Linked DNA regions of Homo sapiens: all the other regions are linked to region 1. A link is a contact called in ENCODE Hi-C data. All regions are on one chromosome and are shown on one strand. Each heading gives the region's core, a stretch centred on a gene start or an enhancer-like site at or near the end of the contact. The rest is flanking DNA. Distances are from core to core; before and after follow the strand shown. Region 1 holds the start of MRPL19 (mitochondrial ribosomal protein L19). Region 2 holds the start of MPHOSPH10 (M-phase phosphoprotein 10). Region 3 holds the start of PAIP2B (poly(A) binding protein interacting protein 2B).

The links. Hi-C counts contacts between places; a loop is a spot of excess contacts on that map. Pooled maps may share reads with other maps.
Region 2: a pooled map shows a loop between it and region 1 (7-fold over the local background). The contact joins the promoter of MPHOSPH10 here to the promoter of MRPL19 in region 1. A Hi-C loop is called at or near these places in 5 of 50 pooled maps.
Region 3: a pooled map shows a loop between it and region 1 (16-fold over the local background). The contact joins the promoter of PAIP2B here to the promoter of MRPL19 in region 1. A Hi-C loop is called at or near these places in 9 of 50 pooled maps.

The regions. Positions count from the first base shown.
Region 1 is chr2:75,644,718-75,648,839 of GRCh38, forward strand. It overlaps MRPL19 (mitochondrial ribosomal protein L19), which reads left to right and starts at 2,066. Exons shown (of 6, transcript NM_014763.4): 1 at 2,066-2,193; 2 at 2,385-2,502. The coding sequence starts at 2,091. RefSeq lists enhancers at 1,866-2,160, 1,996-2,295.
Region 2 is chr2:71,128,557-71,132,678 of GRCh38, forward strand. MPHOSPH10 (M-phase phosphoprotein 10) reads left to right here and starts at 2,078. Exons shown (of 11, transcript NM_005791.3): 1 at 2,078-2,198. The coding sequence starts at 2,110. MCEE (methylmalonyl-CoA epimerase) reads right to left here and starts at 1,673. Exons shown (of 3, transcript NM_032601.4): 1 at 1,624-1,673. The coding sequence starts at 1,663. RefSeq lists enhancers at 896-1,754, 2,076-2,125, 2,226-2,275.
Region 3 is chr2:71,224,976-71,229,097 of GRCh38, forward strand. It overlaps PAIP2B (poly(A) binding protein interacting protein 2B), which reads right to left and starts at 2,128. Exons shown (of 4, transcript NM_020459.1): 1 at 1,953-2,128. RefSeq lists enhancers at 1,558-2,058, 2,274-2,413.

The DNA of each region.
Region 1 (4,122 bases), core at 816-3,315:
GGGCTTGAAGTCTACTTTTTCGGGTAGGTAGAAGAGCCAAAATATTGCTCATCTGAAATTTTGGTTGTGAGATTCCTTGTCATTTATAGAATAAATTCTTGTTCTAATCAAAGAAGCTAGAGTTAAAATAGAAGGCCCTGTCTTTCTTCACAGCATCTTGAATTCTGTGCTCAAAACATGGCCCTGTTCCTCAGGCTGATGTAACAGCTCATGTTCTTCAGGATGGCAAGTCAGAGTATAGAGGCCAAGCTGCAGAGGTTGGTTGCTTTTATGAGCATTTGACTTCTGTCAAAAGTAAACAGTAAGGCTTTAAACTGGGGAAAGGAAAGAACAGGGTATGCATTTCTGAGCCATCTTTTTTTGGTTGCTGCGTGAAGGACTGGAGGTAACCAGAGGCAAGAAGACTAATGAGAAGGCTGTTGCAGGGATCTCCAGGGATCCTGAAGAGAGAAAATATGTTGACCTAGATTGGAAATATGGATGGGAGGATGAGAAAGTATATGGATTCCTGAGATATTTGACGGTGTCAGGCATAGTTTTTGGAACTTCATCCAGGAGGAGACAGGGAGGAATCAAGAATGGCACTGAGATTTTTGGCTTAGGCAAGAGAGTGGATGCTGAAGCCATTCCTTGAGATAGCCAATACTGGGAAGGAAGTCTGGAGCTGAAAAAGATGAACTCAGTATGGATAGGCTGAATTTGAGGTAGCTTTGGGACATTAATGCAACTGGAATGACTATTATGTAGTTAAATTATCACATTACTCTAAGTGTTCAATCCTTATATAACCACTGCTGAAATAACAAATTCCAAATTTCTTTTTTTGTGTGTGTTTCTTTTTCTGTTTTTTTGAGACGGAGTTTCGCTCTTGTTGCAATGGCGCGATCTCGGCTCACTGCAACCTCTGTCTCCCAGGTTCAAGCGATTCTCCTGCCTTAGCCTCCCAAGTAGCTGGGATTACAGGAGCCTGCCACCACACCTGGATCATTTTTTTTATTTTTGGTAGAAACGGGGTTTCACTATGTTGGCCAGGCTAGTCTCAAACTCCTGACCTCAGGCGATCTGCCCGCCTCGGCCTCCCAAAATGCTGGGGTTAAAGGCGTGAGCCACTGCGCCCGGCTGTGTGTTTGTTTCTTAGAGATACGGTCTCACTATATTGCCCAGGCTGGTTTCCAACTCATGAGCTCAAGGGACCCTCCTGTCTCGGCCTCCCACAGTGCTGGGATTACAGGCATGCCTGGCCACGCCCAGTCATTTTCCAAATTTCTTAACAAGACTTACAATTTACCTTTTCCAGCTTTACTTCTCCCACCTATCCATACCCACAGTTGCCCAGCCCAAATTCATTTGGGTTCCTCAAAGGGTTAATGCTTTGTGTAGTCTCAAGGACTATGGGCCAGCAGTTCTGTCAGGAACTATTCTATTCTCTTTTCTGTGCATTCAGCAAAGAATTAGAAAAATTAGCTGGGCGTGATGGTGCGAGACTGTAGTCTTGGCTACTCGGGAGGCTGAGGTGAGAGGATCTCCTGACATCAGGAGTTGGAGGCTGCAGAGCCATGATCGCGCCACTGCACTCCAGCCTGGGTAACAGAGGAAGACCTTGTCTCAACAAAACAAAAGATGTTAGTGAGGGCCCAGGTAGGTGCTAGGTGCTGGGATAACATGGTGAGCAAAAAGAAGACTTTATCCCTTCCCTTGCCTCATTATAGTATAATGGCAGATTTAAATACTAATCTAATAATTACACAAGAAAGAATTGCAAATGAGATCAGAGCTGCCAATCGAAGGCACCCAGTGGGAAAGACGGCCTACAATGGGATTTTCGCATAGCGAAAGCTTGTCTGAGAAGATAGAGTGGATTCATAGGGGGAGGAAAAAGCTTTCTAGGCTGGGAGAACACCCCTGTGGAGGGGTGTAACTTGGCGCATTACGAGGAACTAGAGAAACGTGCACTTTTCCTAAGACATCAGGAAAGGAGCGAGGAGAGACTTATCCATTTTGTCCCATAGCAGCCGCCATATGGTGGCAGACAGCAACAACCTCGTCGCACTGATTACTGGGAGCTGTAGTCTTGACGTGAGCTAGCTGGCATGGCGGCCTGCATTGCAGCGGGGCACTGGGCTGCAATGGGCCTAGGCCGGAGTTTCCAAGCCGCCAGGACTCTGCTCCCCCCGCCGGCCTCTATCGCCTGCAGTAAGTGGAGCCGGACTTGCGAGCTGGGGCGCGTTAGGGGCCCAGGGTCAGGATGGGGGAGGCGAACCTGGAGATCAGAGGCAACCCCAGCGTTGGTCCCCCGTGGGACGCCGGGTTGGGGGAGATTGCGGGGCTCTGCGGGATCTCAGGGTTGGCACGAGAGTTCTGACCTCCGTCGTCCGCTCCCGCAGGGGTCCACGCGGGGCCTGTCCGGCAGCAGAGCACTGGGCCTTCCGAGCCCGGTGCGTTCCAACCGCCGCCGAAACCGGTCATCGTGGACAAGCACCGCCCCGTGGAACCGGAACGCAGGTGAGGCACTGCCCTGGCGCTAGGCCGGCAACTGGGGTCGGTGCGCGCGTGAGCGCGTTCGCGTTCGAGGTCCCGGCTCTAAGGTGGGGGCTGCACCTCCCCCTGCACGAGCAGGTGTGTAGGATTCAAGAGCCAGCGCACCACACTGTTCTTTCTTTCTCACTTCTCCCCAAGCCAGCATTGAACTTCTTTGCAGTTTTATTGAGTCAGAACTTCAAGTAGGGGTTCCCCATATTTTAAACTCTTTTCTCTGTGGTATTTGTCCTGTACCAGAGTTTTTCTCTGAGGTATATCCTGTTTATACCTGTTTACGTCCAAGAGCTCTTCTTTTCTCTCAAAAGACCCTTAACCCTGGATAGGAATCGATTGGCCAACTTAAAAAATTTGCTATGGTTTAGGTTGGAAGTTTTGGCAGACAAAGCACAGTAAAACTGGCCACTAAATTGTGTCTGAAACTTACTCATCAAAATAGTGTGAATAAAAACTTATATGAATGGTGGTAATCTTGGAGGTACATGTAAATTTAAAGGACTTAAGGTCTGAAAAGAGAGCTATGTAGCAACCTTTTTAAAAAGCCAGTTTTCAGAGGAAAAACCTGATATGATTATAGGCTTTTTGAAAGGGCTGTAGATTATTGATTGGATTACTTCTGGGATTTTTAATTTTTTTATTTTTTAAATTTTTTTTAGACAGAGTCTCTCTCAGTCTCCCAGGCTGGAGTGCAGTGGTGATTTTAGCTCACTGCAGCCTCAAATTTCTGGGCTCAAGTGATCCTCCCGCCTCAGGCTCCAGAGTAGCTGGAACTACTGGTACCACGCCTGGCTTTTTTTTTTCTTTTCTTTTTTTAACATTTAAAATATTCCACGGATTTAAATAGAAGTAAACTTGGAGTTAGAGAACTAAGAGATTCAGAAAATATTTCTTCATAAAACTTTGCTTTTGAGGGTAGAAATGGAATATCTCTTTTAAACAGTGGCATTTAATAGAATTCACTTAAATAGGAATGTAAATTATATGCTCTAGAGAACAATTTGACAGAATTTACTAAGTTTAAGTTGTGTATACCTTCTCACTCAGAAAGCACACAACTTAAACTCCTAACGTGTATGTACAAGGAGACAAGCACGAGAATGAATGTAACAGTATTTTTTGTAACAAAATTTAGAGGCAGCCTAGATATCCATCAGTAGGTGAACAGGCAAATACATTCATATGACAGAATATTGTATAGCAGTGAAAAATGAGTGAATTAGAGCTCACTTTTAAACATGGAAGATTTTCACAAATCTGTGTGTAAAAAAAACCTTTAGAATCATTAATGTAGTAGGATGCTATTTTTATGAAGTTTTAAAACTATAGGCCGGGTGCGGTGGCTCACGACTGTTATCCCAGCACTTTGGGAGGCCGAGGAGGGCAGATCACGAAGTCAGGAGTTCGAGACCAGCCTGGCCAACATGGCGAAACCCCCATTTCTACTAAAAGTACAAAAAAAAAAAAAAATTAGCCAGGTGTGGTGGCATGTGCCTATAATCCCAGTTACTCGAGAGGCTGAGGCAGAAGAATTGCTTGAACACAGGATGCCGAGGTTGCAGTGAGCCGAGATCGTGCCACTGCACTCCA
Region 2 (4,122 bases), core at 828-3,327, 4.5 Mb before region 1:
TTCGCTTTGGTTGCCCAGGCTGGAGTGCAGTGGCGCGATCTTGGCTCACGCCAACCTCCGCCTCCCGGGTTCAAGCGATTATCCTGCCTCAGCCTCCCGAGTACCCGGGATAACAGGCGTGTGCTACCACGCCCGGCTAATTTTTGTATTTTTAGTAGAGACGGGCTCACGCCTGTAATCCCAGCACTTTGGGAAGACGAGGTGGGCAGATCACCTGAGGCCAGGAGTTCCAAACCAGCCTGGCCAACATGGTGAAATCTCGTCTCCACTAAAAATGCAAAAAATTAGCCGGGCGTGGTGCCGGGTGCCTGTAATCCCAGCTACTCGGGAGGCTGAGGCGGAAGAATGGCTTGAACCTGGGAGGCAGAGGTTGCAGTGAGCTAACGCCACTGCACTCCAGCCTGGGCGACAGAGTGAGACTCTGTCTCAAAAAAAAAAAAAAAGGTAAATTTTACTTTATGTATATTCAACCACACACACACACACACAAGTGGAGACATTAAGCTTCAAGTATCTTAATAGGACAAATCAAAGGCAATCTTTGGAATACACTGTCTTCATTTTTCCTTTATGCCAAGATGTGTATGTAAGTACAAAACAAACATGCACCTTTATCTGTATTGAGTTCTTGCAGTATGTATATGACCTGTTGGAAGTCATACTTTTTCCCAAACTGTCAATCATTAAAGTGTGCAGTTCTAAAAATAGACATAAAAATGCCTTTTCCCAAATATTCATTTATTTATAGTTTTACGTTCCTATCTTGTGTATCACCTAAGAGGAAGGTATGCCTTACGGTTAAGAATGTGGGCTCTGGTGCTAGAAGGATTTATCACGAATGTCCCGGAGTAACTCTGGGGCATTACCACTTGGCACCTTCTTCCTAATAGGGAATCTCAGATTAAGGGAAATACTTGCCCTCTCATAAAAGGAGGAAGAGAAAAAAAAAAAGGATAAAAAGAGGAGAAAGTGAGTCAGAAAACGTGACAATTATTACAGTTATTTCTGTCATAACTGATTCTATGTACATATTTTAAAAAAAATGAAGGGGGAGAGAACTCAAGAAAGTTTCCAAATCCACATGCTTTTATCTGTGTACGCGATAAATATATTAGTGCACGTGGAAAAACCACTCCTTTTGTATTCTTTACACCACTGACCTTTGAGTGTTCCCAACAGAAAGCTGGTCACGCTTGGAGTTCGGCCGACTAGTAGTTGTTGTTTTTACGGAACGTGCTCTCCTTTCTGGTTTCTCCCCAGTCTCTTTATTGGTGCGCGGTAAAATAACTTACCGATCCGCTTCTATTTACTTCTGTCCCTGCCCTGCCTGACCTGCCGGGCAAGTTCCCTCGACTCTCCCGCCCACATACTGGAAGGTGCAGAGCCCAAGGCGCACAGCTCTCGGATGGAAATGGGACTCATGCACAAGGCAATCCCCGCTACTAAGCGGTGGCGCTTCTGGAAGGCACCCTCTGCCTAAGTGACAGCAGCTGCTGTGGAACGCGCCCCCGGGGGAGGACATTAGATCAAGGTGCTTTGGCCACGCCGAGGCCTCCTCCGCCCCCGACCGCCGTTCCCACGCTCCCTGTCCCATGGCGAAGGTCGCCGGTGCCCGGTATTCACCTACGGCATTCGCGGCTGCAGCCTTCAGCACCCGCGCCATTTTGGAAAGCAACCCGCCACGTCAAGACTAGCCACGGAGGTTGAGAGACGCGCGGCAGAGGGCGGGGCGGGAGGCAGAGGGGGCGGGGACAGAAAGGTCAGGGGCGTGGCGAAGGTCGCTGCTTTCCTGCTACAACGGGCCTACTTTAGCTAAAACAGAAACGTAAGGCCAGGACGGGTCACCCTTTGTGGGCCCCTGAAAAATACAAAACGAAGTTTGGAGAGAGTTGAAAGGCGTTTGGGCTGACCATGGAGATTTTTGTTTCCCACCCTCCTGCGAAAGCGCTCGCGCTGCCATTGGCTCTGGCTGAGGGCGAGTCCGGAACCTGTGCGCCGCGGAACTTTCGGCTCTGAAATCCAAGTTGCGCTGGGCGCATCTTTGCCGCGCGGTTTCCGGGCGGCTCCCTTCCCTTGCATGCTGCATTGTGTCGGGAGTTGCTGACAGCCATGGCGCCGCAGGTCTGGCGTCGACGGACCCTGGAGCGGTGTCTGACGGAAGTCGGCAAAGCCACGGGTCGGCCCGAGTGCTTCCTCACGTAAGTGCGCAGATCCCGGGCTCGGGGTGCGACCGGGGTCTCACGTGGACGCGGGTTGCAGGCCTCCGGCAAATTGTGGAGCTGGGGGAAGGTAAGGGGAAACGTAAAATCGCTTTTCCCCAAATTTCAGAGTTTATGCTTTCCTAGGCTATCAAAATTTTAAAAACTGTTAAAATTTGTATAGATGGATCTCTCAGTTGAGTGTTACTGAAATCACTCTAACCTCAATTGTTAACACCTAGAAGCTTCCCTTGGGCTTCTTACGCCCCCATCCCTCTACACACAGACTGTTGGTTTCTCCTTCCTCCTATGTGCTCTCAAAGCACTTAGCGCTTAGCATACTTTATTGAAAGTACGAACTTGTCACTTGTCTGTCCACCCCCCATGACTAAGCTTCTTCAGAAATAGAACTTCCATGTCTCTTCCCAACACAAGCGTTTTATATGTATTTTGTTGAAGAATTTAAAATGTGATCTATGAAATTATTACTCATTTATGTTTCAAACCCCAACCTTTCCCTGAGTTCCCAGCTCACAGCAACTACAGACTGAGCTTAGTTTGAATTCCGTAGCACACAACTGGGATATCCACACTGTACAACTTTTAACGATTTTTAAAATTTTGGTACTGTCAAGCATCTCAAATTCACTGCGTCCAAAATAGAGCTGTTGTGTCTGTTTAATAGAATTGTTGTTTCTACCCACCTATACTCTGCCATCCCCTGAAGTCCTTTTCCCATGCTACACCTGTCAAGCGCGTCTGTGTGAAGAGACCACTAAAACAGGCTTTGTGTGAGCCACAAGGCTGTTTATTCACTTGGGTGCAAGTGGGCTGAGTCCGAAAAGAGAGTCAACTAATGGTGATGGGGAAGGGGTTGCTTTATAGGAGTTGGGTAGGTAATGGAAAATTACAGTAAAAGGTGGTTATCTATTAGCAGAGGAGGACGGGGTCACAAGGTACATGGTGGGGAGATCATAAGACTTATTGTCCAGAAGAAGAATGTCACAAGGTCGATTGATCAGTTAAGGTAGGGCAGGGACAAGTCACAATGGAGGAATGTTGTAATGTTGATTAATCAATTAAGGCAGGAACTGGCTGTTTTATTTCTTTTGTGGTTTTTCGGCTGCCCCAGACTTCTTGGCTCCTGCAGGCCATCTGGACATATATGTGCAGGTCACAGGGGTTACAATGGCTGAGCTTCAGCTCAGAGGCCTGACACCACCACCCAAGCCTTCCCTATCTCAGTAAATGGCACTTCTGTCTTTTCAGGTACTCAAACATAAAACTAGGCTGCTACTTTAATGTCTTCATTTTTCTCTATTCTATATCTAATTCTTTAGCAATCCTGTCAGTTCTACCTCCAAACTATACTCAGCATATTCACTGCTCTAACTCCAGTCTAAATCACCATTATCCTTTCGCTGGAATGCTGCATCAACCTTCTAATCACTGTACTTTCCTCCTCCTCCCTCGTCCCTTTCTCCTTCCTTCGTGTAAATCATCATTTCATCCCTCTGCTTAAAATGTTTTCTCTTTACACTTTAAATGACAAATTCTTACTCCTGAACCATGCATAATTTGGCTCCCATCAGTCTCTCCAGCTTCACCCTCTGCCTCCTTCACACTCTAGCCATGGTCACCTGTTTGTTTCCTCAAGCTCACCTCTAGAGGATTTGCATCTTAGAGGATTTCTTCTGCCTGGAATACATGTTTCCCAACCTTTATAAGACTATCTCCTTATCTGTAGGTTTCCTCTCAGATGTGACATCTAAGAGAGGTTTTCCTTGACCACTGTAGCCAAAGCAAATGTTGATCATTGAATGAATAAGTGAACAAATGAATGGAGTGGTATATAATGTAGCAGAATTGATAATTTAAGGTTAATTCACTATATATCTCCAAGCAAATAGATTTATAATGGTTT
Region 3 (4,122 bases), core at 878-3,377, 4.4 Mb before region 1:
CATAAACTCTTTTCCTTGTTTTAGACACCCAGACATTTGTTGGAACAGTTTTAAGATCTTACTCTTTTTAGTGTAATTGATTGATTGGTTGATTGACTGAGATGGGGTCTCACTATGTTGCCCAGGCTTGTCTTAAACTCCTAGGTTCAAGCAATCCTCCTGCCTCAGCCTCCTAAGTGGCTGGGATTACAGGCACACACCACTGTGCTAGGCTCTAGTGTGATTTATTAACAAGGCTTAAACATATGGTCCATTAGACAAGGCTGCCACCTCAGAGTAAAGATTTCTTTTAATTCACTATAATAGACTTTTTTCTTTATATACAAGATACAATTTTACCACAGTAAAATACAAGGAAGCATACTGATACATACATTACAAACAGGATAAAGAAAGCAATATAATTTTTTCCACAAAAGCTTGCAAAATCCTGGCCAAAACACAGTGAACATGATGTTAAACTCATAGCTTACATTTCTCCACTGAAAGCTAGGAAAAACAATTCCAATTTTTGAAAAGTCAGGAAACTAAGCACTGTGAGAATTTACAAGATTTTGTAAACCTGTATATTCTCCCCACCCCGATATACAAGTAGCCAGAGGAGCCTATCAGTCTTACCCCAACACTTCAATCTCCTCCAACCTTCAAAATAAAACCCTCACTGTCCAATATCTGAATTTATATTTTCAAACGTCTAAAATCTTAATCAAAGCTAAGAGCAGTGCATTAGCTTTTCCCCATAAAATTGTTGGCATAATTTTACTTAGGCACAGCATAGTTTGTACTGTTATCAAAAAACATATGGCTAGAACCGACATTACTAGAAACCAAACGAATATACTATGAAGGTGAAAAGGGAACAGGGAATGTTGTTTTTGGACAGATTCAATGCTGTTATTATCCCTTCATAGGTTGGGTGTGATCGAATCACACTGTGCTGTACAACTAAGTATGTTCTATATTTTATGACAAAGTAGGGTAGCCAGGCCCTTACACTACAAACTCCCAGAAACCCCAGTTAAGCTGTTTAAAGTATAATCCAATTCAATTTACTGAAAATAATAGTAACAAAATTTAAATCCCTTGCTTCTAGTTAGCCCTTTTCAACTGCATTTTCAGCAATTACCACCAAAAGAACTGCATTAGGACAAAGATTCTAGAGCGGGTATAATGGTCAAATGCCATTTGAAGGCAAAAACAGTCTACCAGGAACAAAACATTAAAGTTCCCAACCTTGCCAAACTCCCTGTTCTGCGTATTCTGCCTCTCTCAGTTCACCTTCCAGCTGCCTGGAAGAGGCAAGTGGAAAATGTTAGTTTTCTGGAGAGATGAGAATGGAATTTAGGGGTTGGTAGGGGGTGATGGGCTCACTCACGGACCGCAAGGCACAAGAGAAGTGGCGAACGTCTCCCAGGCAAATGAGGCATGAAGAATGAGGGCTGGAGTCAAGGGGGAGATGGAGCAAGTATAAAAAGGCAGAGGACGCGCAGGGGCCGCGAATAGGGGAAGGGCACGACGCGCAATCCCTCCCGCTCCAGCCCGGGGAGAGGGGCGGGGGATGCCGCGCGGGTCAATTTGCCTAGCATTGTTGCACCTGGGTAGAAATGGGACTCAGGCCAAGAATTCGGTTCGAGTGTTAGGAGGACGCTGAGGGGAGTCAGGAACTTGGGTGGGAGTCGGGGGGAAACAGAGCACCTGTGCGGGGGGGAAAGGGACGAAAACCCCCTATTGCTCCCGAGGGGCAGGGGCTGACCCCAGCGGACGCCCCTTTTCGCCGATGGCCGCGACGTGGGACCCCGCGCGCTTTCCCTCCCTACAGGAGCTCGGGCAGGCGCGTGCCGCCCTTCACAGCCCCGACGGCGGCAGAAAGGGAGGCGCAGGGCGCCCCCAGAGCCGGGAGAACGGCGTTTCCCTCGAGTCCTTTCCCCAGCAGCCCGGGCACCCGAGCCCACCTGGGCTAACCAGAAGCCCCTCCTTCAGATCGTACTCTGCCACTCCTCCGAGAGCTTAAGCCGTTGCCGTAGAGGTCGCCGTCGCCACAACAGTCTCGGCCTTTAGTACCAAAACGTGAAGCACAGCACCCGAGAAGCGCCACTACCACTTGCCAGGTTATCTCTTACTGCACACTGCCTCCTCGCCCCGCCCCCGAACCCAAGCCATTGGTTGCCGGGCACCGCCCCATTCGTCTATTGGGCCAAAGAAGATGCCGTTCGGTCACCTAGAATGGCATATGTGGTTTTTATTGGTCTAAATGTGAAGCAGTGCCCGCCCACTCCCTCAGAAGTTTCAGCTTCTGATTGGTTTTAATGTCTGTCTTTTCTCTTCCTTCATTTTTTTTTTCCTGTGGTGGAACACCTCCTTGAGGGAGATGCCGGCTCTGATTGGCTGAAAGGACGCTACGCTAGCCTGGGATAGGCATTGGGCCAAGGATGCGCCCGGCCCACTCGTGGGGGAGGAGACCAAGGCGCCGCACTCTGGGTTTGTTTACACAGGCTCTTGCTCCCGCTTCGTCTATTGGCTGAGCTGGAAGCCACTGCCACCGAGTTTTGCCTGTCAGCCTAGCAAGGAGGAGGGTGGGGGTGGGCCTCAGTAGGATTTCCCTCAGCTGTCAATTACCAAAGGAGGAGCTTTGATTCAGGCTGCTTTGGACCTGGTGCTATTCTCTGTAGGGAAAATTAAGGAATTGGGCTCCTTGGGAGGCTGGAAGGAAGCAAAGGGACGCTGGAAGGAAGCAGACGGATGCTTCCACGTTTCTAGAAACAAACCTAACTTCTTGAGTGCTTTAAAAAAATAAAACTTGGCCGGGCGCGGTGGCTCACGCCTGTAATCCCACCACTCTGGGAGGCCGAGACGGGCGGATCACAAGGTCAGGAGTTCTAGACCAGCCTCGCCAGTATGGTGAAACCCCGTCTCTACTAAAAATGCAAAAATTAGCTGGGCGTGGTGGCGGGCTCCTGTAGTCCCAGCTACTCGGGAGGCTGAGGCAGGAGAATCACTTGAACCCGGGAGGCAGAGGTTGCAGTGAGCCAAGATCGCACCACTGCACTCCAATCTGGGCAATAGAGTGAGGTTGCGACTCAAAAAAAAATACATCAATAAATACAAATTAAAATAAAACTTTATTGCCTCCCTTGGATTTAGAATGTCCAATCTGCTTGCAAAGGACTTCGAATTGTATTCCACAGGAAGTAGGGATTTCTTTGTGGAGCTCTTACTTTATACATTTTTCTCTCCCCCCCACCTCTCAAGCTGACTGTATACATGACACAAAGTTAGGGAATTGCAGAATGAATGGAAAAAATATAAAAATGAAAAAGATAAACTCAAATAACAATTATAAATATTAGCTGTATACTTTGATATGGTTTGGCTCTGTGTCCCCACCCAAATCTCATTTTGAATTATAATTCCCAATGTTGGGGGAGGGACTTGGTGGGAGGCGATTGGATCATGGGGGCAGATTTCCCCCTTGCTGTTCTCGTGATAGTGAGTGAGTTCTCACAAGGTCTGATGGTAAAAAAAGTGTGTGTCCTTCCCCCTTAGCTCTCTCTCCCTCTTGCTACCATGTGAAAACGTGCTTGCTTCCCCTTTGCCCTGATTGTAAGTTTCCTGAGGCCTCACCAGCCATGCCTCCTGTACAGCCTGAGGAACGGTGAGTCAATTAAACCTCTTTTCTTTATAAATTACTCAGTCTCAGGTAGTTCTTTATAGCAATGTGAGAATGGACTAATACATACTTCATATTAAATGATATAAGTAAATAAATAAATTCATTCAACAAGTATTATTTAGCATCTACTATGAATGTTCTAGGCTCTGATCATGGAACTGGGTATATGATATGAATAAGACAGTGAAGATGCACCCATGGTGTTTATACTGTAGTGAAGGAGACTGACAACAGAAAAGTAACCAATAAATAATAAAATGGTATGTTGTGAATAAATGCTACAAAGGAAAATAAAGCAGAGTCATGGGATGGTTGGGGAAATGGCTATTTTAAGTAGGATGGTTAGTTTAAGAGCTGTTTGAGGAAACAGCACTGAACAGAGATGTGAATAATGTGAAGAAGTGAAGAGTGGGAAGGGGCTAATAAGCAGAGCCACTACAGTGCACAACTCC